Linked DNA regions of Mus musculus: all the other regions are linked to region 4. A link is a loop called in an ENCODE intact Hi-C map of the cell type or tissue named here. Cell type or tissue: left cerebral cortex. All regions are shown on one strand. Each heading gives the region's core, and the rest is flanking DNA. Links, peaks and the distances in the headings are about the cores only. Region 1 overlaps Gm35363 (a long non-coding RNA gene). Region 2 holds the start of Gm35363 (a long non-coding RNA gene). Region 3 overlaps Pde2a (phosphodiesterase 2A, cGMP-stimulated). Region 4 holds the start of Pde2a (phosphodiesterase 2A, cGMP-stimulated).

Region 1 (6,084 bases), core at 431-5,430, 72 kb after region 4:
ACAGGTCGATAGATGAGAGGTAGATCTAAAAGAGCTCACTGGTGTTTCTGAAATGCAAGCATCGATAGCACTTCCATAGCAACAACATTAGTGTTTTGAGAGCCCAGCAAGGCAGAGTGAAATTACACTTGTAATTTCAGCACTTGGGGGACCGAGGCACAAGGGTCATGAGTTCAAGGCTAGCTGGGACAGGGACAACACAGTGAGATCCAATTCAAAGTGTTCTCTCTCTCTCTCTCTCTCTCTGTGTGTGTGGGGGTGGGTGGGTGCCTGGAGATGCTAAAGAAGATGACTAGGATACACACACACACACACACACACACACACACACACACACACACACACTGGAGAAGAAACTTAGCCATAGAGTACTTGTCTACCACACATAGAACCTGGGTTTTATGCTCTGCACTGTAAAAGAAATAGCCAATATGTTTAGAGGGTCATAGGCCCGAGTGGGGAAGCAGCCACTGTTGTTTTGTTAAATGGACACGATGTGCCCATCAAATTGCCTTCTGGATAAGTGTTTATGCCCATGGGTGAGTGCTGCTGTCGGCTTTGGTCAGAGAAGCTTTGTTTTGCAGTGGGCAGCCATAAATGCAGAAGCTCATAACTGGTGGAAGCAGCGAGAATAAATGATGGTTGGATGCTCAGCAGTAAATGGGACATCTATATCATCTCTGATGCCCAAAGAACGTGGCAGGAGAGGGAGCAGAAAGTGTATTCCAGTCAGAGGAAGCAGCAAGGGGACGGGGAATGTGGACTTCTGCATAACTCGGCCATTGCACTGTTGAATCGGTAGCCGCTGTTGTTACCTGCACTAGATTGAATCCAGTAACATTACAAAGGCAGGGGCTTTCCAGGCCCTACCCTGTCCTGAGGATTTATAAGAAGTTCCTGGTTGCTCAAAGAAGAGACATTTTCTGCATGGGGTAGCCAGCCACTGGTAAGGTGCCCATGTGCCTGTGAAGAGCTCCTCCTCCGGCTCCTCTGGGCAATCCTATTGAAATTCACTGGTTATTTAAGAGAGAGAGGAGAGAGAGAGAGAGAGAGAGAGAGAGAGAGAGAGAGAGAGAGAGAGCAATGAGTGCGGAATATGATTGATATACATCACATACGTGTATGCAAATGTCATAATGCAATCTACTATGTACAATTCATGAATATTCATAAAATGATGAAAAACAAAAAAGTGAAGTCCAGAATTGAAAGACAAAAGTAAAGAGTGCAGTCATCTTAAATGGTACTGATGTAAACTGGGCTTGGTGGCGCATGCCTTTAATCCCAGCACTTGGGAGGCAGAGGCAGGTGGATTTCTGAGTTCGAGGTCAGCCTGGTCTACAAAGTGAGTTCCAGGACAGCCACAGCTACACAGAGAAACCCTGTCTCAAAAAACCAAAACAAATTAAAATATATAAAAAAAATAAAATAAAATGGTATTGATGTAAGAAAAGCTTCTGGGCCAACAGAAGAGGAATAGGGCGCTCAGAGGAGAACATGTGACACTTAGGAACACCACGTTGTTACCCAACAAAGGTGGAAGCTGCATCTAGGAGAAAGTGTGGGTGTCTGGAAACTCCCCTGTGATGCAGAGGAAGAGAACGCTGGATCCCAATGTACGTCACACGCACAGGAGGAGGATGCGTGGATTAGGCTAAAGGTAAAAGGTGAAAATGGACCTGGAGAGGAGGCAGCCAGGCTAGGCGGTGCCCATCTGTGATCCCAGCACTCGGGAAATGGAAACAGGAACACTAGGCATTCAAGGCCAGCCTTGGCTACAGAGTGAGCTCCTGTCTAGCCCGGAGTGTGTGAGAATCAATCCGAAAAAAAAAAAAAAAGCTAGTAAAAAGTAAACAGAAGAAAATGCAGAGTGATTCTGTGTGCATAGAGGACAAGCCATAAGCAAAACCATAGGAAATCCAATTACACAGGAACTGTAGCTTTCAGATGTCTTATCTGTGACATGTGTCCCAGACAAAGAGCTGGTGGATTGGGGAAAATTGTTTGCAATGTTTAAGATTGACAAGTTGCTAATATCTAGGATACATAAGAAATTCTTGCAAGAAAGCATCAACCTCAATAGAAAAAAAAAATAAAAAGAAGAAATCCCTGGAACAAGATATTTATGGAAAAAGCAGCTCAAAAGCATTTAGAAAATCTTCTCCAGCTCCTTGGTTACCAGAGAAACAGAAAGGGCAACAACAAACCATTTTATACCTGGTAGACTGGCAGGAACCAGACAGTCAAATGATGACGTCACCTGCAGGTGGGAAGTAGGAAGGTAGAATTTGAGACTGCCCACAGGAGTGTGGGCTAATGTTTGTATAGACACCAACCTGGCAGCTGTTATTCAAATGAGACACATGCATGTGCATAGTGGTATATGTGTGCCCTATAACTTTCAGGGCCACTTCTGGGTGTTCACTTAATTCTTAACTGTTGGACCAAGGATGCTGATACTGACTGGGTGTATAGTGAGTGCATTGGTGGGAAGGCACTGTCCAGTGATATTTAGTAGGTAAGGATAATATATACATGTACCTAGCACCATGAGTCCAGAGAGAGAGAGAGAGAGAGAAAGAGAGGAAGAAGAGGAGGAGGAGGAGAAGGAGGAGGAGGGGAGGAGGAGGAAGAGAGGAGGAGGAGGAGGGGAGGAGGAGGAGGAGGGGAGGAGGAGGAAGAGAGGAGGAGGAGGAGGAAGAGGAGGAGGGGAGGAGGGGAGGAGGGGGAGGGGAGGAGAGAAGAAGAGAGATTAAGATTTATTCTATGGTTCAATTACAGAAATTTAAACCCAAGCATTCACAATTGCAGAATGCATTTAATAAAAATTCTTATGAACCAAAGCTATACATTAGACCTATGATTGCTCTTGAAGGAGAGGGAAGAACAGTATGGAAGAATGGGATTAAAAGAAAATACCTAGAGCTGGAGAGATAGCTCAACGGTTAAGAGCACTGACTGTTCTCCCAGAGGTCCTAAGTTCAATTCCCAGCAACCACATGGTGATTCACAATCTGTAATGGGATCTGATGCCCTCTTCTGGTTTGTCTGAAGACAGCTACAGTGTACTCATATAAGTAAGACAAAAATTGAAGGAGGAGGAGAAGAAGAAGAGGAAGAGGAAGAGGAAGAGGAAGAGGAGGAGGAGGAGGAGGAGGAGGAGGAGGAGGAGGAGGAGGAAACAAAAGCAGGGCTTTGAGAATGACAGGCAGTTTAGCAGGTAAATATACTTGCTGCCCTGGCTTATAACCTGAGTTTGAGTCCCAGGTCCCACTTGGTAGAAGGAGAGAACCACTTTGAAAGCTGTCCTCTGACCTCCATAGATGTGGCGCAGCACATGCCCGCCACCTACCGCAAACAGATCAACATGGATAAATGAATGTTAAAAAAAAAAAAAGAATAGGACCATGTGATGATCATCCACGTGCTAATGTTGTGTACTAAGCATATGATTAGCTCCATCCTCTGCACCTGAGGTCCAAAGCAACAACAACAAAAAAATAGGTACCTTTCCAAGTTCCTTAATTGCTCTTGTTTGAGGCCTTAGCTTTTTCAGAGAGTGAGAATCCCTGATTCCTGGCCTGCAGAAGGCCTATACATGCTTACCAAGTGAGGGAAGAAGGAAGTGGGTGGGCAGGCAGATGAATAACACTTGAAGGAGAAATCAGCAAAGTGATTGAAGTAGTAAGCTCACGGGTGAGTGAATCAGTGCACTCTGAATGAATGAGCACCAGAAAGACTCAGTGAATGGATAAAGAGGCTAATGAGTGGATGGCTTGGGTGAGTCCACATGAATGAATAGATGAATACATTTGTAGATAATGAATGAGGGAGGTTGACCCACTTGTTCAGTCCTTAGAGAGTGATCACCTGACAGGCAGGCTCAGCTGAAATGGTTGCATGTCTGCTCAGTACTCTAAAGAGCCTCAAGGATGCTGGCTTGCTCCCGTGTAAGATATGCCTCCTTACAGAGGTTTACAAGGACAGAACCCCACAGGAGAAATTACTATATCTTGACGAAGCTTGGACAGAAGCCCAAAGCAGGTCTACAGAAAGAATAACAGCATCCCACCTGGGTTCTGGTCTAGATGACTAGGGATGTCCTGGTCCTATTGGGTAGATGTTCACATCCTCCAAAGCTCAACATGAGGGATGTCTACCCCTGGGAATACTGGCTGCCTAGCATCCTGCAACAGCCCCTTATCCCTGCGTCAGGGTCAGATAGAAATTCAGGGCCTTGAGAGGGAGAGATCCTGTATAGACAGCACCTGAGGGCTCCACCTGCTCACAAGTCTTGGTTCAGCTCAAGTTCTGGTGTTGCACAAATTGCTGGGAGCCTGCACTGGGATTGGAATCTGGGCTGGGCTGGGTGTTAAGAGTTGTAGAAAGAGGAAGAAAGGACAGGAAAGGCAGGGTGAGTTTCTAATGTGAGTGCTCCAAGGCCTCTTGAGCCATCTTCCAGGACCCCTGTGGCCTCCAGAGGTACCATCAAAGGTGTTTGGAGCCAGGGTGGAGCAGAAGACTCAGGTTTGGAGTAGGAAGGAGGGAGGGGGGTCTCACTAAGCAACCTGCATTTAAAGCTGTGATGAACACTCTCCTGTGTTTGTCTCATTTAGTGTCTGTGATTCCCTTATATGGATCAGGCAGCTGACATGCAGGTTGGCCATGGGACTACCTAAGGCCTCCCCTCCAGGAACTGACAGGGTTTGGATTCCCACTCCAATGCTACCCCTGGGACAGGGTTTTTCTATGTAGCCATAGTTGTCCTGGAACTCACTCTGTAGACCAGGCTGGCCTCAAACTAAGAGATCCTCCTACCTCTGCCTCGTATGCACCGCCACCACCACCACGCCTAGCCAAGCTTTGTCTCCCAAGTCATCAGTCCCAGACTCGAACTTGGGATTTCAAACTTCCCTACATCTTGGGTTGCCTGTGTGGCCTAGGTTCCCGCAAGAAGCATCGTGGGCATGGAGGGCTGGAGTGGGGAGACGGGATCCTTGAGGGAGCAGCTGTGATGAAGTCCAAGGACAATCATGGAGGAGTCTGTCATATCTGGCACCTCACATAAGTGTCAAGTTACAGTTGGCAGAATAGTGATGTCATTTCCACCAGAGTTCCAGAGGTGAGGTGGGCCATACTGTTCCTGTCCCTGCTGGGTTTGAATGTGCAGAAACACTGAGCCTACCTCCCTCTGTCTGCTTCATGTTATATGGTGTACAAGCTAAGAATGCTGGCTGATGTTGTCCTCTGGAAGCATGGAGAGACCATTGATTGTAATCAACTATTCCTCCAATCCGGCCTGAGCTGCTTGAGTGGGAGAGTAAGGTTCTTTCTCTATCCTTGGCGCTTACACAGAACCTGAGACGGCATGTGTTCAGCAGAGTCACTGAATGTTGAAATGAAATACAGTCACTATTATTAAAAATCCAATCTGAGTGACTGTATCTCCTGAGGAAGCTGGGCTGGCCCCACATATCTTTGGGAAAATCTCGGCGGTGATCGTGGCCATGCAAGAGTCACTTCATTCAGCACGAGATAATAGCCTGCTCCACAAGCTTGTATCTGCGTGATGAGCAGCCAGACGTCCAGCAGAAGAAATCATGTTCATGGCAGAGTCAGGCCTGCGTGACTGGCTCTAACGTCAATCAAAACAAACTAGCTTCTAGTGCAGCTCAGGCTCTGGGAGAACAAATGATTTTTTTTTTTTTTTTTTTTTAGCAAAAGTAGGGCATATAGACATGGCACAGGAAGCTAACCAGATTTATATTATATTGCCATCAAATCTATTTGAAAACATCACCAATGGAAAACTCCCCCTGAATGAAAGCTACCCCCCAAGCTCCCATTTCTATCTACTCGGGTGATCTGTGATATTTTTTTCTCTCCTTTACTTCCACTAGTTACAAACAAACAAACCACACACACACACACACACACACACACACACACACACCCCAGATGCCCAGGATAGCAAGATGGCTAAGTGGTTAAAGGTGCCTGCTGCCAAGCCTAATGATTTGAGTTTGATCCCCAGAGCCCACAATGTGGAACGAGAGAGCTGACTCCTGCAAGCTGTCCTCTGAC
Region 2 (6,084 bases), core at 560-5,559, 87 kb after region 4:
CCAGAGGATCGGCACAGAGAGAACTGCACCGGTCTGCCGAGGCCCTGGGGAAGAGGTTGGAGTCTGGACAAAACGCCGGGTGATTAATTTGTTTTTCACTAATGTGTGCTGAGTGCCTGCGATGTGCCTGGTGGTTTACACGTGCCAGTCCTCTTAAACTGCTCAATCTGTAGCAGCAGTCTTTTACGCACGAGGTCTTAGAATATATCATGAAAACATAACCAAAAATGGTGAAAACTCTGTGTAAGATGTTTACCGAAATACTCTTCTTTGGAATTAAAAAATACATTTCATCAAAATTATGCAGGCACTTGATAACTCCACCCTGAAACACCACACACACACACACACACACACGCAAAATTAAAACTATTAACTACGTTGATACCAATTGCAAAGGTACATGCAATGAGTAATGCTACCCAGAATCCTGTTCTGCACCTCCCTGCCCCCAGTCTAGTCTCCAAGGGCAACCAAGCCCTTTGAACAATTCCAGTTTTATATCTTCAAGGGGTTGCGTCTACATCTTTAAATAATGTGTTTGTGTGACTCTGACTTGATCGAGTTTAGATGTTATGGATTGGCTTCCAGCTATAAGTTAGATTAGGGCTTCTTCTAACACAAAAACAACTTATTTCTCTCTAGAGACCCAGGACGTGGCCTTGGGACCAGCAGGGAGTGGGTGTTCAGTGAATATTGGTTAAATGAAGTGATGGCCCGAGGGGTTGTGGTGGGGGGAAGCATGGGAAGCACAAAGGAAGATGGGGTGAAAGGGCAGAGTCTCTTTCTTTCTGACAGGACCCAGATTTTATTCAGGGTGACGGTGTACCCAGCCTCCAATAATCAATCCTCTTGCAGAAAATAGAGACCCAGTGTCCAGGTTCTAGCCAAGGAGATGAGAGTGGATGCTGGATGAAACCCCAGGGAAAGGGTTTCAGAGGAAACCCAAGGCAGGACACCTGTCCTTCAATGTTGTCAGTCTGTCTCTAAGTTCCTCCTTCCTGGACCAAAGATCCAAATTGCTAGAGGCTTGGCAGCCATTTTGCACTCACATTCTAAAGACAGAACAAAACAACAGAGTTTACTGTGTTTCTGAAGACAGTATTCCATTCTGCCGAGCCCTGGACTGCAGATCTATATATTATGCAATCTTGGGGCTAATAGTGCCTTGGTTTAAAGGCATATAAAATAGGTTTTCTGTTGGTTGCTACAGCATATCTTCTTCAGTGAGGGAGATGGTAAAAGAACGACCCAAGCAGGACATTGTGGTTGGTACATTTCAGCATCCGCTCCAGTTTTGTTTACTTCTAAGATTTTGCACAACAGAAAGATTAAAAGGAGGTTGCATGACTCCCTTCTATTTTTGTATATTTCTAAAATTTTCCACCATAAGAGGTTTAACAGAACCGTGGAAACAAACCATGTGTCTAAATCATCTTCGTGATATGCAGCCCAGAAGGGAGCTTTGCAAGGCACGATGGCAGGTCATAGCCACATGCTATGACATGTGATAGACTTTAGAAGTATTATAATTGGGGCTAGAAAGATGGCTCCACACTTAGGGTACTTGCTGCTCTTACAGATGCCCTGGGCCTGGATTCTAGCAACCATATGATAGCTGATAACCATCCTAACTCCATTTCTAGGGAATCTGATGTCCTCTGACCTCTGAGAGCACCAGACAAATGTACGGAAGACATACAGACTTGAGAACAAAAGACTCACAGAATAATAATAATCACTAAAAAAAAATCTAAAAAGTTGTTATTATTACTATTCCTAATGTTGTTGCTATTGTTGTTGTGTGTGTGATGTCCATGTATATCTATGCATACCACAGCTCCAATGTGGAGGTCAGAAGACAATTTTGTCTAGTCAGTTCCATCTTTCCTTCTTTATGGGGTAGAACTAGCAAGCTCCCTGACTTTTCTCAGATACTATCATCTATGCATCCCTGGCTGGTCCTGAACTTGCTTTTTAAACAAGACTGACTCTTAACCCAAAGAGATGTGCCTGCCTCTGCCTTCCTAGTACTGGGGTGAAAGGAAATATGCCACCACACTTGGCCCCAGACTTTGTAATTGCTAAAAAAATGTCAGCATTTTGGACTGTTCCTCCTTCTCAATGTTTTCCATTGGTGCTGATATCTAAATCCTCACCTCAATTTTGGGGAAAGATACAATGGCTTGAGACTCTTCTCTTTTTAGGTAGATGAGCTTATTAACTCGGCTTCCATACACTAGACACACAAAGTAAAGGAAAACAATTTTGTTGCTAGGTTTCTTATTTTAAAACAAAGACCTTTCTAGCTCTGTTAAATCAATAAACTAGTTGGAAGCTAAAGCAGAGGTTATAATCTCCTGCTGAGTCCACAGATAAACCAAGCGAAAGCTGGTAGAATCAGTCTTCATGCATGCATGCGTGCGTGGGCCACATCTTGGAGTTTGCTTCTCCAACAGTTGCAGCAGCAGAGTGGTGTGGGCGGAGCCCACAGCGCGGCTCCTCCTCCTCCTGCTGAGCTGTTTCCCTCTTTCCACCCAGTTTCTCTGGTGTCTCCGTGGGGAGTGCCTATGGAGGGTCACAGGCCCCCAGGAGGAGCACAAACCCTAGATGCTGTAGGAGTTAAACGTTCCAAACAGAAACATCACATACACCTGGGAGCCAATGGACCATTCTCCCCTCTACAGGTGAGCAACTCTATGCTCTGTATTATGGGATTAAAACAAGTCAGAAACCCAGCCTTGATCTGGCTTTCCCTCTTCTAGGTCCAGCAACTCACCAGTTGACTGCTCCTCTCATATGTACTTCTTGGGTTTCACTTCTTAGAAAACTTCTCAGTGTTCTACAAACAGGGACAGCTGGTCAGCGTGACAATTTCTCATTCCTGCACCCTGACATTGCCTACTAAGAAAATCTTCACGGAGGCGACTTCTTGACTCAGGCTGTGTTTTTAAGGGAACCCAGACTGTGACAGGCAGTTCATCTGAGTCACCACGGAATGCCCGCCTCTTTCTGAAATATTTCTAACATACTCCGTACAACCCTGTACAGGAGCTTCCAGGAGCAGCTGTTGATCATCTACACAGCGTCAGCAGTGAAAATACAGTGTTTCCTGGGCGATGCTGGAGGCGTGGCCAGCTGCTCTGTGTGTGTGTGTGTGTCTGTCTGTCTGTCTGTCTTGTCTGTCTTGTCTGTCTTGTCTGTCTTGTCTGTCTGGAGCTCAGAGGTGGAGTCTTACGTTTGAGGCCACAAGTCATCAGCAGATTGAATGAACTTTGTGTATCTGTCTTCTGGAACGACTGCATCTAATTTCTGGGTTATAATGTTATCTGATTAGAAGTTAGAGTGTTTTTTTTTTCTATTTTTTTTTTTTTCTATTCCAATTAAGATCCAGCTAAATCAATTTCCCCCAGAGGCTCCAAGGAAGCACAACTATCCTGTTCTTCACCAGAAACAGGAAACTTACGCCCCCTAGGGGACAAATAAGTGTATGACAGTTCGGGGAAGCCAGTGACTCACCCCCATCTCGAATATATGCAAGATTTTTTTTCCCTTTTCCTTCTCTAGGGAATAAATCCTATTGCTTAAATTTTATATACACAGATATTGTAATAATTGCTTTTGCTTAACGGAGAAGTTTTCACCCTATGTGGTAGCCCAATGAGTTTGAATGGACCTGAACCGTAGGGCTTGAAGTACGGAATCCAAGGTGATTCTAGAAAGCCAATAGCTTATTTGTTTCTGGAAGACTGGCTTGGATATGCCATAGGCAGGGAAGAGATGTATTTGATATCAAAGATAGCTTGTAATTAATTAGACCTCCTCTGTAGGCTTGTAGGCTGCTATGACTCCCAGGCTCTGGATTTCCCACTTAGAGTGGTTTTAAGAGGCCAGTAAGAGCTCCCGTAAATCAAGGATAAAGAGACTTGATGTGTCCATGGGGTGGGGTGGGGGTAGGAGTGCAAGTGGTAGGGGATGGGGGAGGATTCAGAAATGAAGCCGAACCTCTGATACTCAAAGAGTGAAAAGCCCTTCAGGCTGAGGGAACAATAAAAGGAAATCAAATAGCAAACCTCAGCGTTTACAAAGAGACGCGAGGTGCAAATTGTGCTCTGTAATTTATGTTAATACATTTAAAAAGATTAAAGAAATTAGTCTTCAAAAGGATGTACCTTTTAACAGTTTTCTATTTAGAAAAACGAACCAGCTTGCAAATGAAAAAGAAGAAGTTGCCCCATTGAGTTAAAACCTTTGGGTAAAAGGTAAATTTCACATTTTTATAAGAACAAAACAAAATATTGTGTGTGTAAATAATCCTGAAAAACAAATTTGTAAATGCTAACTTAAGGACTGTTCTTGCTTTCAAACCTAAGCCCTTTCTTCTTGTTTTTTGGATAGAAAAAGAAAAGAATATCTTTGGTTGAATAGCTTCAGGGTCCCCGCCTGGTTCTAAAATAAATATGCATGAAGATCAGCCCCGATAATATGTAAATTCAGTCAGGTCAAAAATTGGTAGTGTAGAAATTTTAGGAAACCTTTCAGTACTAAGACTTCTAATCAAGGTTTAAAGGATTCTTTGATCCCAGCATTCAACCGTCAGAGGTAGGCAAATCTCTGTAAGTGCCAATCTGATCTCCATATAGTTCTAGGCCAGGCCAGCTCGGGCTGCATGCCGACTACATCTCAGAAATAAGGCAGATAAAGCGCTTGCCTTGGATAGACCGCTTTGACGCAAGTGGGAGGAGCCAAGTTCACAGAAGCTGGATAGAAGAGCCGGAGTCTCCACACGGAGACAGGAGATGGAGACAGGAGATGGAGACAGGAGTCTCCAGCAGTGCAAAGGAAACCAGGCTGGCACACGTGTCAGGGACCAGCCAGAGCCTGTTTCAAATAAGGCAGAAGTGAGGACTGAAATTTTCTTATCTGAAATTGTCTTCACATGAGTGCTAAACATATGCATCCAACACACACACACACACACACACACACACACACACACACACACACACACAAAGAGAGAGAGAGAGAGAGAGAGAGAGAGAGAGCTCTATTACAGTTGTTCTAGAATTCACCTTGGACATCAGAATTCAAAGATGCTTATGTCCCTTCTATAAAATTTAATAGTATTTGCAGATAAACACTGTGCTTTAATCATCTCTAGATTACAATGACTCATACACTGCAAATGCTATGAAAACCATTGCTAGCCTGTATTTGTTAGGGAATAGCAACCCCCCCCCAAACAAATTCTGTACATGCCTGAGACCCCCCCCCCCCTTTTTTTTTTTCTGAGAAAGAGTTTCTTGGTGTAGACCAGGCTGGCCTTGAACTCAGATCCACCTGCATCTGCCTCCCAAGTGCTGTGATTAAAGGCATGTGCCACCATGGTCCAGTGAGACACATTTTTTTTTTCCTGGATTGTGTGTGTGTGTGTGTGTGTGTGTGTGTGTGTGTGTGTGTGTATGTATGTATGTATGTGTGTGTGTATGCTCACGCACACTCTGGATATTTTCAGCCTGCTATTATAGTAGGATCCACATGTCTAGAAGCCATAGTTACAGAGAGACAACTCTTATCTAAAATAAATATAAAAAGCCCTAGAGCCCTGACGTCAAATGGCCTCAGGCAGGTGCTTCCTCCAAGTCTGTGGAAGATAGGACTTCCTTTTGCTGCCCGGGCACATGACATATGGCCCAGTTTATAAATTATTGAATGCGCAGAGGTTTTACAGTCTTCAGTCAGAATTCTGTTGGGAACCTCCAAGTTGTCTCATTTCCTCTCTTGTTCCTGGTTTAAATTATCGGGACCCTGTGTAACTACCTGGAGAATCTCTGGGTAAATGACAAATTGTGATTTACAGAGAGCACTGACATCGTTCTTCAACTTATTAGTTCCCTTCCCTCAAGCATATTTTCCTCTTCTTTGGCTTGATAACTCACCTTCCTGGGAGGCAAGCTCTGGGAAGCAAGATTCTAGTCTGCATGAAGTTTTAGACCTGGCTTGAAAGATGTCAGTGCTCAGAAAGGCTTTGTTAAATATGCACCGCGCCCTCTCGTGGCTACAAGTGCTCGCTGTAGACTGGAA
Region 3 (5,000 bases), core at 1-5,000, 53 kb after region 4:
GGTGGAGCCTGGAAGCAGCCCCCAGGCAAGGCAGAGCCCTCTCTGATTTCAGCCTTGTTCTTGCAGGGGAACTCTTTGACTTGGATGCTACTTCTCTGCAGCTCAAAGTCCTTCAATATGTGAGTCCCTGAGCATCTATCTCCTCTTCCACCCTCTCTCTCTCCAAAGACCAACAGACCCTTGACCCCATCACCTCTGTTCAGATTGGGACACCCCACCCTCTCTTCTCTTCTACAATCCTGAAAAACCCAGAGAGGCTAGCGGGTGTTCCAGCCCCGCCCTCAGCCTGGCTCTGTCTGTCCCCCTGCAGCTGCAGCAGGAGACACAGGCCACTCACTGCTGCCTCCTGCTGGTGTCGGAGGACAATCTACAGCTTTCCTGCAAGGTGAGGGTTCAAGTCCACGGTGAGGCGGGGCAACCCGTGTCTGCCTTTCCTCCCATAAACCTGTCTCCATTCCTGGGTCCCACAGGTCATTGGAGACAAAGTGCTGGGAGAAGAGGTCAGCTTTCCAGTGAGTTCCATCTCCATCCTCAGCATTGGAGCCTGCAGGGACCAGGAAGGCCTAGCAACTGGGGCCACCTAGATGTCTTGGTGGGAGCAGTCCAGGTCGTGAGAGCTACTTAGAAGAATTACGAAGGAGCCCTGTCTCTCATGATCAGACTCTAGTAGAAGCAAGCTCGTAGAGGAAGCCTTAGATGAGACAGGCTTGAGTGTTTCTAGACACGAACCTGTTAGAATCTCTTGAGATCAGTGAGACTCTTTGGGGTCTGCTTATCACTCTCTAGTTAGGGAAAACCCTCAAGTTCACTATTGATTACCAAGTCGTCCCTCTCCAACCCCCCCCCCCCACTTCTCTCCTCTGCTTCTCAGCATCAGCTCCATCCATTCCTGAACTGTTCAAAGGGTTTGTTGAAACTTCCAGACTTGGAAGGCAAGGATGGGTTGACCCAGGGAGAGCTGGGCCAACGGGGTCTCTCTTCACTTTCCAGTTGACCATGGGACGTCTGGGGCAGGTGGTGGAAGACAAGCAGTGTATCCAGTTGAAGGACCTAACCTCTGTAAGCCATGGCCATGCTGAGCCAAGGGAGAGGGAGGGGGAAACCCTTTGCTCAAGCCCCAGTGTCTTTGGAATGGGGTAGCCTAGAGATGGGGAGACAAGACCCAGACTTGGTGACACCCTGTCCTCGTGCCATAACGGGCTTCGGAGTGTGGTGAGAGCTAGGGAAGAGGCACACTGCCCCTCCTCACTGTTCCTTCATCTCTGCAGGACGATGTGCAACAGCTGCAAAACATGTTGGGTTGTGAGCTGCAGGCTATGCTGTGTGTCCCTGTCATCAGCCGAGCCACTGACCAGGTGGTGGCCCTGGCTTGCGCCTTCAACAAGCTTGGAGGAGATTTGTGAGTTTGAGAGTGGGGGTGTCATGGCACTATGGCAATAGCCCCAGGTTCTAGGGGGTCTGAAGTGGGAGGATCACGGGAGCCTAGAAGTTCCAGGCCAGCCTGAGCAACATGTACATAAGCCTGCCTCAAATAAACAGTGGCCTGAGGAGGAACCCACATTTTGGTCTGAGGGCAGTCAGAGCTTTCCCTAGAGCTCTGTGCCTGAAGGGGGAGAAGGCATGGTGTGTAGTCCCAGTGTGAAGAGTTTCATTAGCTGGCAGATAGGAGCTTCCTGGTAGCATGCAGGAAAGGAGAAAGGGGCCGAGAAGGCCATCTTCCCTGTCCTCTCTGCTGACCCCCAGCCCGACTTCCAGCTTCACAGATGAGGATGAACACGTGATCCAACACTGCTTCCACTACACAGGCACGGTGCTCACCAGCACCTTGGCCTTCCAGAAGGAGCAGAAGCTCAAGTGTGAGTGCCAGGTGAGTGCCTGCCTTGAGCTTTTCCCAAGAACCTGCGCGCGCCAGCCCCAGAAGGCTATCCACGAGGGTGATGCTGCCTGGGTTATCTAGGCCAGTGGCAGCACTGTGGCTGGGTAACCTAGTGACCTGGAAGTCCCTTAAAGAGAGAGAGGTCAGTATTTCCCTGGGCTCTAGGCATTGTCTGTGATTGCCCTCTAGTGTCTAACACGGGCACTACCACAACATCTGGGCAGCCAGAGGCAAAGGTGGCAGCCGTTTGAGACCCAAGAACTTCACTATTCTTCCCCAGCTCCTTCACTTAGTACCCAAAGGGTTTCATTAGGCACGTCAGTTGCCAGCCTGCTCTAGGAGCACTTGGGAAGGGATGAGAACATCCCGGGCCATCTTTACGATCTTCACTTCCTCCTTCCCAGGCTCTTCTCCAAGTGGCAAAGAACCTCTTCACCCACCTGGGTGAGTGATGTGTCTCCCACACAAGGCGTTTGGGGAGGAGGAGATGTGGAAGAGATGCTTGCCTGGCATTCCTCAGGTCTCACGTGCTTCTCCTTCCCCCTCCTCCAGATGATGTCTCTGTCCTGCTACAGGAGATCATCACGGAAGCCAGAAACCTCAGCAACGCAGAGATGTGAGCAGAAGTGGGGTGGTGCGGGAGGGGAAGTCTCAGCCCTCACCGCCTCTGCCCCCTCCCTACCTTCTTATCTGACATTTCCTTCTGCCTGGGCCCTTGTTTCAGCCAGGACAGCGCTAACTTTGCTTGCCATGGGTTTCTATGAAACCTAGTAGGAATTTAAAACAATACAATACAAAACAAATAAAAGGCAGATGGAGAGATGTTTGGAATTGTCCAGCTCCGAGGAGAGTGTCTCACTTTAGGACACTTTCCAGGGTCTCAGTAATCGCTACACTAGCCATATGTGGTGGTTCGAGAGGCGTCAGAACCCCACGAACCAACCTCTTCTCTCCACAGCTGCTCGGTGTTCCTGCTGGATCAGAACGAGCTGGTGGCCAAGGTGTTCGATGGTGGCGTTGTGGACGATGAGGTGAGGGAGTATGGAGGGTGTCCGGGAGTAAGCAAGAGGACCTGGGGGAAAAGCCACATTTGAAAAGTGTCTATACGGCAGGCTAACTTCTTGCTTTCTATTCCATCCCTGTTTGGGCAGAGTTATGAGATCCGCATCCCGGCGGACCAAGGCATCGCGGGCCACGTGGCGACTACGGGCCAGATCCTGAACATCCCAGATGCATATGCCCATCCGCTTTTCTATCGCGGCGTAGATGACAGCACTGGCTTCCGCACGCGCAACATTCTCTGCTTCCCTATCAAGAACGAGAACCAGGGTGCCGACTCGTGGTGGCCAGGGGCGGGGCCTGAAGGGGCTGTACGGGGGTGGAGCCGGGGCGGGGACTAGGGGAAAGTGGTTCTAGGGTCGGAACCTAAAGAGCCAGGGATTGTCTAGTCTTGAGCCATTTCTTCCAGAGGAGTTAGGAGAAGGCAGGTCTCACTGGACCCCTTCACCAGCGATTCCCATTTTCTCTCTCTTCCCAGAGGTCATTGGTGTGGCTGAGCTAGTGAACAAGATCAATGGGCCATGGTTCAGCAAGTTTGATGAGGACCTGGCCACAGCCTTCTCCATCTACTGTGGCATCAGCATCGCCCACGTGAGGGAGCGCTACTGGGGCGGGGAGGGTGTCCTTCTTCTATCCCCCACATCTGCTTTCTTCGCTCTGGCCTGTCTATGCTCAGGGCTCCGATCCCAGCGAGCGGGATGCTATGCAGCCCGCCATACATGCTGGCTGCCTCTAGTCGTTCAGCATGCAAAGCTGGGGATACTATTTCTGGTCCTGTCCAACCAGCTTCTGAGGATCATGAAAGAGAAAGGAAAAGAAACAAAACAAATCAAAACCCCACCTAGTTCTGCTGGGCTAGATGGGTATATATATGGTAGTACGTGATAGTATGGGCCTATAACCTTAGGATTTGAGAGGGAGTAGCAGGAGGGTGGAGTTCAAAACCTTGGCTACCTAGCAAGTTGGAGGCCAGCCTGAGCTACATGAGAGACACTGTCTAAACAAACAAAAACCCTAACACACACATAGAAAACCCTCTTGGTAAGATTCCCTACCCACCCCAGCAACTCCAATCTACTAGTCCGTATCTTTGTAGCAAACGTTGGATCTTTCTCTCCATACTTTTGGCATCTCTAGCCTGAAAATCCAACCTAAGTACCCGAGTTAATCCCTGCTTTCTGATCTTCTCCTCCAAGGGCTACCAAGTTCAGGGGACAAAGTGCCTCAGGTGTTAAGAAACTGGGGAAGGCCAGTAAGAGAGCTGGGATTAGCATCGGGGTGGGGCCTGAACACTGGGCTATTGCTAATGGCTTATACTGGGCCCCCAACGGGAGAGGAAGGAGAACTTCTGCAGCCTGACCCGTTTGTACCAGTTCCAGGCATTCTGAGGATGTCACAGCCTTCAGCTCCAGCCCCATCTTTTCCATTTTCTCTCCTCAGTCTCTCCTATACAAAAAGGTGAATGAAGCCCAATACCGCAGCCACCTGGCCAATGAGATGATGATGTATCATATGAAGGTGAGGCTTGCTTGGAGCTTCTGTACATCTTAGGGTCTGGGAGCACCTGCTCCACATGTCTTCTCTGACTCCCAGAATCCTCTGCAACCCAGGTCCAGGCTAAGCTTGGCTATTGCTGGCTCTTGAGACTGGGAAAACAGACCCACACCAATACCTGGCCTCTGCTCTACCTAGAGGGCTTCCCCAACTTACCCATAATCCTCTCTCAAGCTTTTTTCTTAGCCTGATGTGAAGGCAGCCAACAGGCTTTCACTCAGGAGAAAATTTGGTTCGGACAGCTACCCCCACCCCACATCCAGAGAGTATGCCCGACTTGGGTAATCCCTGAAAGCTGAAAACCTTGCTCAGGGCTTTCCCCTGCCACTGTCTGGATGCAGTGGCCGTGCACCCCTGCATGATCTTAATTACTGGTACCCCAGTCCCATTACCAGGCCTGGATCAGAAGAGCTACCTCAAGTCTTAGCTTAGAGCATATGACAATCACTGTTTACTGGGTCATCTCCTCTCATCTGTGTCCCAAACTTTGGGAACAGGCACAAAGCAGTGG
Region 4 (5,000 bases), core at 1-5,000:
CTACCAAGTGCTGTAAGGGGTTAGGTTGCTCATTTATTGAGTCTAGATGTGTTAACATTTCACAGATGGGGCAGTGGAGGCCCCATTGGCCACATGCAGCAGCCCTCTGACTGAGTGAGGACACACTCAGTCCTCTTGATGAATATTTGACTCAGAACAAATAACACACAAAGACCTGAGGGAGACAAAATGTGCATCTGAGACTATAGTCACCAAAGCAGGAGAGACTCAAGTAGGATTTAAAAAATAACTTCTCAGGAGGCAAGTGCTGTGAAGGTCCCTAAAGATGGGTCTTTGCCAGGGTGGGGCTGGCTCTCGACTGCAGAGCTAAGATGAGGTCCCCTGAAGATCCAGTAGTTAGGGTCAGTAATCATGCCAGCACCTCCTGAGCACCTGTGTCTTACTTAGAGTATCTGAAAGCCTGGGACCAAGCCAGTGACATGTGACTAGGATTACTAAGGGGTATGTGTACTGGACCTGGGAACAGTCATCATCATATTGGTCATCCCCCCTCTTTTACACAGGAGGAAACTGAGGCCAGAAAAAGGAGAGTCCCACTAAAGGAGTAGGTGTAACCTTTACACATCTTAGCCCATGCATGTCATGTTCTATAATGTTAATATGTAGGACAAACTGCTTTACTAAGAAGATGCACTTGGGAGGCAGAGGCAGGCGGATTTCTGAGTTCAAGGCCAGCCTGGTCTACAGACTGAGTTCCAGGACAGCCAGAGCTACACAGAGAAACCCTGTTTCAAAAAACGAAGAAGAAGAAGAAGAAGAAGAAGAAGAAGAAGAAGAAGAAGAAGAAGAAGAAGAAGAAGAAGAAGAAGAAGAAGAGGAGGAGGAGGAGGAGGAGGAGGAGGAAGAGGAAGAGGAAGAGGAAGAGGAAGAGGAAGAGGAAGAGGAAGAGGAAGAGGAAGAGGAAGAGGAAGAAGAAGAAAGAAGAAAGAAGAAAGAAGAAAAGAAGAAGAAGAGGAAGAAGAAGGAAGAAGGAAGAAGGAGGAGGAGGAGAAGAAGAAGAGGAGGAGGAGGAGGAAGGGGAAGAGGAGGAAGAAGAAGAGGAGGAGGATGAGGAGGAGGAGGAAGAAGAAGAAAGAAGAAGAAGAAAGAAGAAGAGGAAGAAGAAGAGGAAGAAGAAGCAGCAGCAATTGGCTTAGATCCCATCTCCAGACATGACTCCCAGGAAGGATACAAAAAGGCCCCCCCTAGATCACTGATGTGGAATCCAGAAAAGGGGTCTTGGAGCAGATGGCCTCTGAGTTGCTCTTGAATGGTTAGCAGGTGACAGGGTGGCACCATGACAGACCAGGAGGCAAGAATGAGGCAGCTGCTGTCTAAAAGAAAAGGGCTGTATAAAAACAAGGGATGGGGGTTGTCAGAGCTGGTCAATAATCAGGGTTGAACTGTGGAAGGTCTGTAATGCCAAGTGAGAGATTTAGGTTTTATGGTGCTCGTGGTAGAGACCCCCACTAAGGATGTTTGAGCACTGGAAGCTGTAAGCTCAGCTAGGAGGGGGAAAAATCCTTGTGTGGAAGATCACCCCTTGAGCTACTGGGACAGCTAGGACACTTCCAAGCCTGTGCCAGGTGCTGGGACCGTGTCCAGCACTGGGCTCAGTGACTCAACACTGGGGAAATTGCTCCCCAGGGGGAAAGGGCCCAAATGAATCACATCTATGAGGCAAGGAGCAGGGGGCTCACTGAGTCACCTTCCAAGGGCTGGGGGGAGAGGGAAGTACAGGAAGAGGGGCAGTAGCGCAGAAAGGAGAACCAGGGAAAGTCACAGTGAGGGCTGTCAGGAGTCTGTCTGTCTCACCATCATTCCAAGTTTTTGTCTTCTGGCAGCCCTGTGGGACAACTGACACCCAATGGGAAGGGGATCAAGCTAAAGTTACACTGGCAAAATCCAGGAAGACCCAAATTCACCATTTGATATAGACTCGTCCTGTGCCTTAGCCCATCTTATAGCAAGCAGAGGCTAGAAAACAGGTTGGTCCAGGCAAGGGGTTTGACCCAAGTTACACAAATGTCCCCTCATCCCTCCAGCCATCCCCTACTGGGGTCAGGGTGCACCTTTGCGATAGAACACCAGGGGGCGCAGGAGCGTCACGGCTGCTGCAAGTGCCTGAGCACAGAGGCGGCTCTGCAGAGAAATGCGCTCCCAGCTCTCGGGGTCCCACCGCGGAACTGCGGACTAGATGGCCCTGGGGCTTGCACCCTTTTCAGCCTCCTGGGACGCCGATGAAGGCCTATCTGGTAGCCTTAGGAACCCAGTGCTCTCACCCCACATTTGGGAACGGTGCGCCTGTGTGTGTCAGGGCGCACGTGTCTCCTTCACAGATCTGCTACCGCTTCAGGGCTCGTCCCATTTTGGAGCGACCTCTAAATTTCTCCCTCACTTTCCTCTACCCTCTGTACTGGAAGGAGTGAAAGGACCTCGGGGCTCCCGGACTGTGGCCGCGGCCCCTCTCCCCGCACTGCGCTGGACTCGGCCTCGGGGTTCTGGCCGGGCTACTGAAGTCCAAGTGATGGGGAGAGAATGTGGTGCGACAGTGCGCGGGACTCTGGGAGGGGCCCTACCACATAGGAGGAGTGACAATGGGATAAGCGGAAGGCAGCGAAGGCTGAGAGGCGACCGAGGAGTGGGAGCCCTCGTAGCCGACCCGCTGCAGGAGACTTGAGAGGGTGAAGGCCTGGCAGGGAGCAAGCCGGCCGGGATCGGGTGGGGTCCGATCTTTGGAAGGCGTTGAAGTGCTGTCCCCGGTAGCAGAAACGTAGGCGGGGCCTGGAGGCCTGGGGCGGGACGGGGGCGGGGGCGGGGCGGGACCAGGGCGGACCCTCGCGCGGACCGGCGAAGCTGTTGCGGACGCGCTGACCGAGTGCAGCGGGCCGGGCTGGAGGGGCGGGCGGGCGGCTGCGAGCATGGTCCTGGTGTTGCACCACATCCTCATCGCTGTTGTCCAATTCCTCAGGCGGGGCCAGCAGGTCTTCCTCAAGCCGGACGAGCCGCCGCCGCAGCCATGCGCCGACAGCCTGCAGGTAGGAGGCCCCCCCCCCCCCCATTCTGGGTAACAGGGAGAAGCGGGTGTCCAGGGAGAGCCCGGTGAGGGCCCGGTCTTCTGAAGAGCTTGCAGTCGTCTGCCCCACGGTCTACTCTCTCCTGAACCTTCCTTTAAGAGGGGACCCTTCCCTTAGTTTGGAACCCGTCTTGTACTGAATGGGACTGCAGCCATACCCAGAGGGGGTCCTTGATTCTTCGGCTCATAGTTCAAATGCCCCTCCAGATTCTGACTCTGCTTCGCATCTAGAACTCCTCCATCCCAAGCCCCGAAGTCCTAATCCTCGTTGCCCCCCTCAGCCACATTAACAGCTCTGTATAAACCCGGAGTTCCCTCCTCCCAGGTTAGTCCCACTCCCCTCTCAAACCTCTGGCTCTCTACTGTACATATCAGATTCCAGGCACACCCATATCCCCTAAGCCCCTGGCTGCAGAGAACTTTACCTCATAAGTAGGACCTCACCCCCAAACCTCTATCTTCTATTTTATAAAGTCTTACTCCCCATCCTTACTAATCATCTAGATTCTAGTCACCATCTTCCACCCAACCCAAGGGTCCAACCCCCTTTTAAAACCCAGATTCTCTCTTCTCCTCTGCCAGACTGCCCCCTCCCAGTCCTCATCTTTTACACAGACCTCCAGTCTCCTCCTGTTGCCTCCCAGCCTCTAGATGTGATAGTCCCATATCATTCTTCCAGTTCCCAAATTTCTGAGTGCATCATCCTTTGGCCCCTCTGCTGTTCTCTTGTTTAGTGTGTTGCTCCAGGCTGCCTACCTCTCCTGGTCTGTTCAGCCCTTCAGTTTCTGTAGGTCTCTATCTTTGTGCTAGGGTCTTTCTGTGACCATGCCTTCCCTACATGTCTGCCTCTACTTTGGGTCGTGGGGGAACCGGCTCAGAAGACAGGGCTGGAGCCTCTAGGACCTCCACCTGTGCCTGTGTTCTCAGGTATGGCATAGGATGGACTCAAGTCCAAGGGCTTAAACATGGAGAACGTTGCCCTCAGGGTGCCCAAAATATATGGTGGGTAGGGATCGTGAGGTGGGACACTGGTATTTATAACTTATACATGATATCTCCTTATCCCAGCTGTCCTGGTAGTGACTGGGGCAGTTGGGTTTGGGGATAGAGAGAGGGGGTAAATGTCCTTCACCTGTAGTGAGGGATGGGTGAGTCTGGGGTATATGTGCTTATGTGAGGGTTCCTGTGTACATAGCATGTGTTGAGTGTGCCTTGTGTGTAATCATATATGTTGTGCTATGTATAATCACATCATTTGAGTGAGATTTAGCATGGGGAGATGACAGTATGGAGATTGTGAGTCTGTGGTGTTACATGCTCTGTGTGACTACAGTGGCAGGATCGTGGGTGGGAGTTGTAGCACAGCGAGTGACTGTGGTGTGTGCATGTAGTTGTGTCTGTCATGGCATTGTGATGCTATAGGGACAGCTTGCATGTTGAAGACTGAATAAGTGGCTATACATGCTATTTCTCTGCAGTATGTGGTCAGAATGAGTCCTAGTATGGGCCTGTTGGTTTCGAATGGATGTCCTGTGAGAGAGGAGTGGAGGTTTATGTCTGGCTGTGCTTCTAGCCTCCTGGGTAGCTTAGGGTCACTATGGTACATCCTGGGTTTGCTTGGAGAAAATATTTGGACGCCTGTGTGTTAGTGTTTGTGTGCTATGTGCCTGTGGTGACTGTTCGTGCAACTATGGATGAGACCGGGTGCAGCCAAAACCCAGGGTCCGGTTCGCTCAGCAGCTGGTTGACCAGGTTGGAGGGTGGGCAGGAGAAAGCAGTTTCCAGACTGAAGGACTTTGTGTGTCTACAAATGGGTGATATTTTGGTCTGACATTAAGCATGCAAATTATGCAGAATATGTCTGCACATGTGCTTCTGTGTCTGAGTGGTGTGTGCGCATGCATGTGTGTGTTTAGTTGGGTGC

Evidence for each region. Hi-C counts contacts between places; a loop is a spot of excess contacts. Peaks named below come from ENCODE experiments on the same cell type or tissue, not always from the same donor. Only the 100,000 strongest peaks of a DNase experiment are listed, where the experiment ranks them.
Region 1: a loop joins it to region 4, with 2.1 times the contacts of the local background. A loop is called at or near these places in 8 of 42 quality-filtered maps.
Region 2: it touches region 4 in a loop (6-fold over the local background); 14 of 42 quality-filtered maps call a loop at or near these places.
Region 3: a loop joins it to region 4, with 6 times the contacts of the local background. A loop is called at or near these places in 34 of 42 quality-filtered maps.

Annotation. Positions count from the first base shown.
Region 1 is chr7:101,519,630-101,525,713 of GRCm38, forward strand. It overlaps Gm35363 (a long non-coding RNA gene), which reads right to left. Exons shown (of 5, transcript XR_869841.3): 5 at 1-2,260. Among named protein-coding and RNA genes, the nearest start is that of Gm35363, 16 kb to the right of the region's middle. In left cerebral cortex, for the core only: a CTCF peak has its summit at 3,028 (motif pointing left); DNase peaks (open chromatin) are centred at 2,263 and 3,652; H3K27ac peaks cover 322 bases.
Region 2 is chr7:101,535,259-101,541,342 of GRCm38, forward strand. Gm35363 (a long non-coding RNA gene) reads right to left here and starts at 3,194. Exons shown (of 5, transcript XR_869841.3): 1 at 2,780-3,194. In left cerebral cortex, for the core only: a CTCF peak has its summit at 3,483 (motif pointing left); DNase peaks (open chromatin) are centred at 2,487, 2,958, 3,477 and 4,737; H3K4me3 peaks cover 420 bases; H3K27ac peaks cover 3,317 bases.
Region 3 is chr7:101,501,544-101,506,543 of GRCm38, forward strand. Pde2a (phosphodiesterase 2A, cGMP-stimulated) reads left to right here. Exons shown (of 30, transcript NM_001143849.2): 8 at 67-119; 9 at 311-385; 10 at 471-512; 11 at 991-1,059; 12 at 1,269-1,399; 13 at 1,756-1,867; 14 at 2,281-2,320; 15 at 2,429-2,492; 16 at 2,835-2,907; 17 at 3,028-3,205; 18 at 3,414-3,526; 19 at 4,376-4,453. Among named protein-coding and RNA genes, the nearest start is that of Mir139, 29 kb to the left of the region's middle. In left cerebral cortex, for the core only: CTCF peaks have their summits at 360 (motif pointing left) and 2,072 (motif pointing left); DNase peaks (open chromatin) are centred at 340, 2,085 and 2,356; H3K27ac peaks cover 2,315 bases.
Region 4 is chr7:101,448,431-101,453,430 of GRCm38, forward strand. Pde2a (phosphodiesterase 2A, cGMP-stimulated) reads left to right here and starts at 2,822. Exons shown (of 30, transcript NM_001143849.2): 1 at 2,822-3,038. The coding sequence starts at 2,922. In left cerebral cortex, for the core only: a CTCF peak has its summit at 2,091 (motif pointing right); DNase peaks (open chromatin) are centred at 1,652, 2,122, 2,640, 4,451 and 1 more place; H3K4me3 peaks cover 3,147 bases; H3K27ac peaks cover 2,874 bases.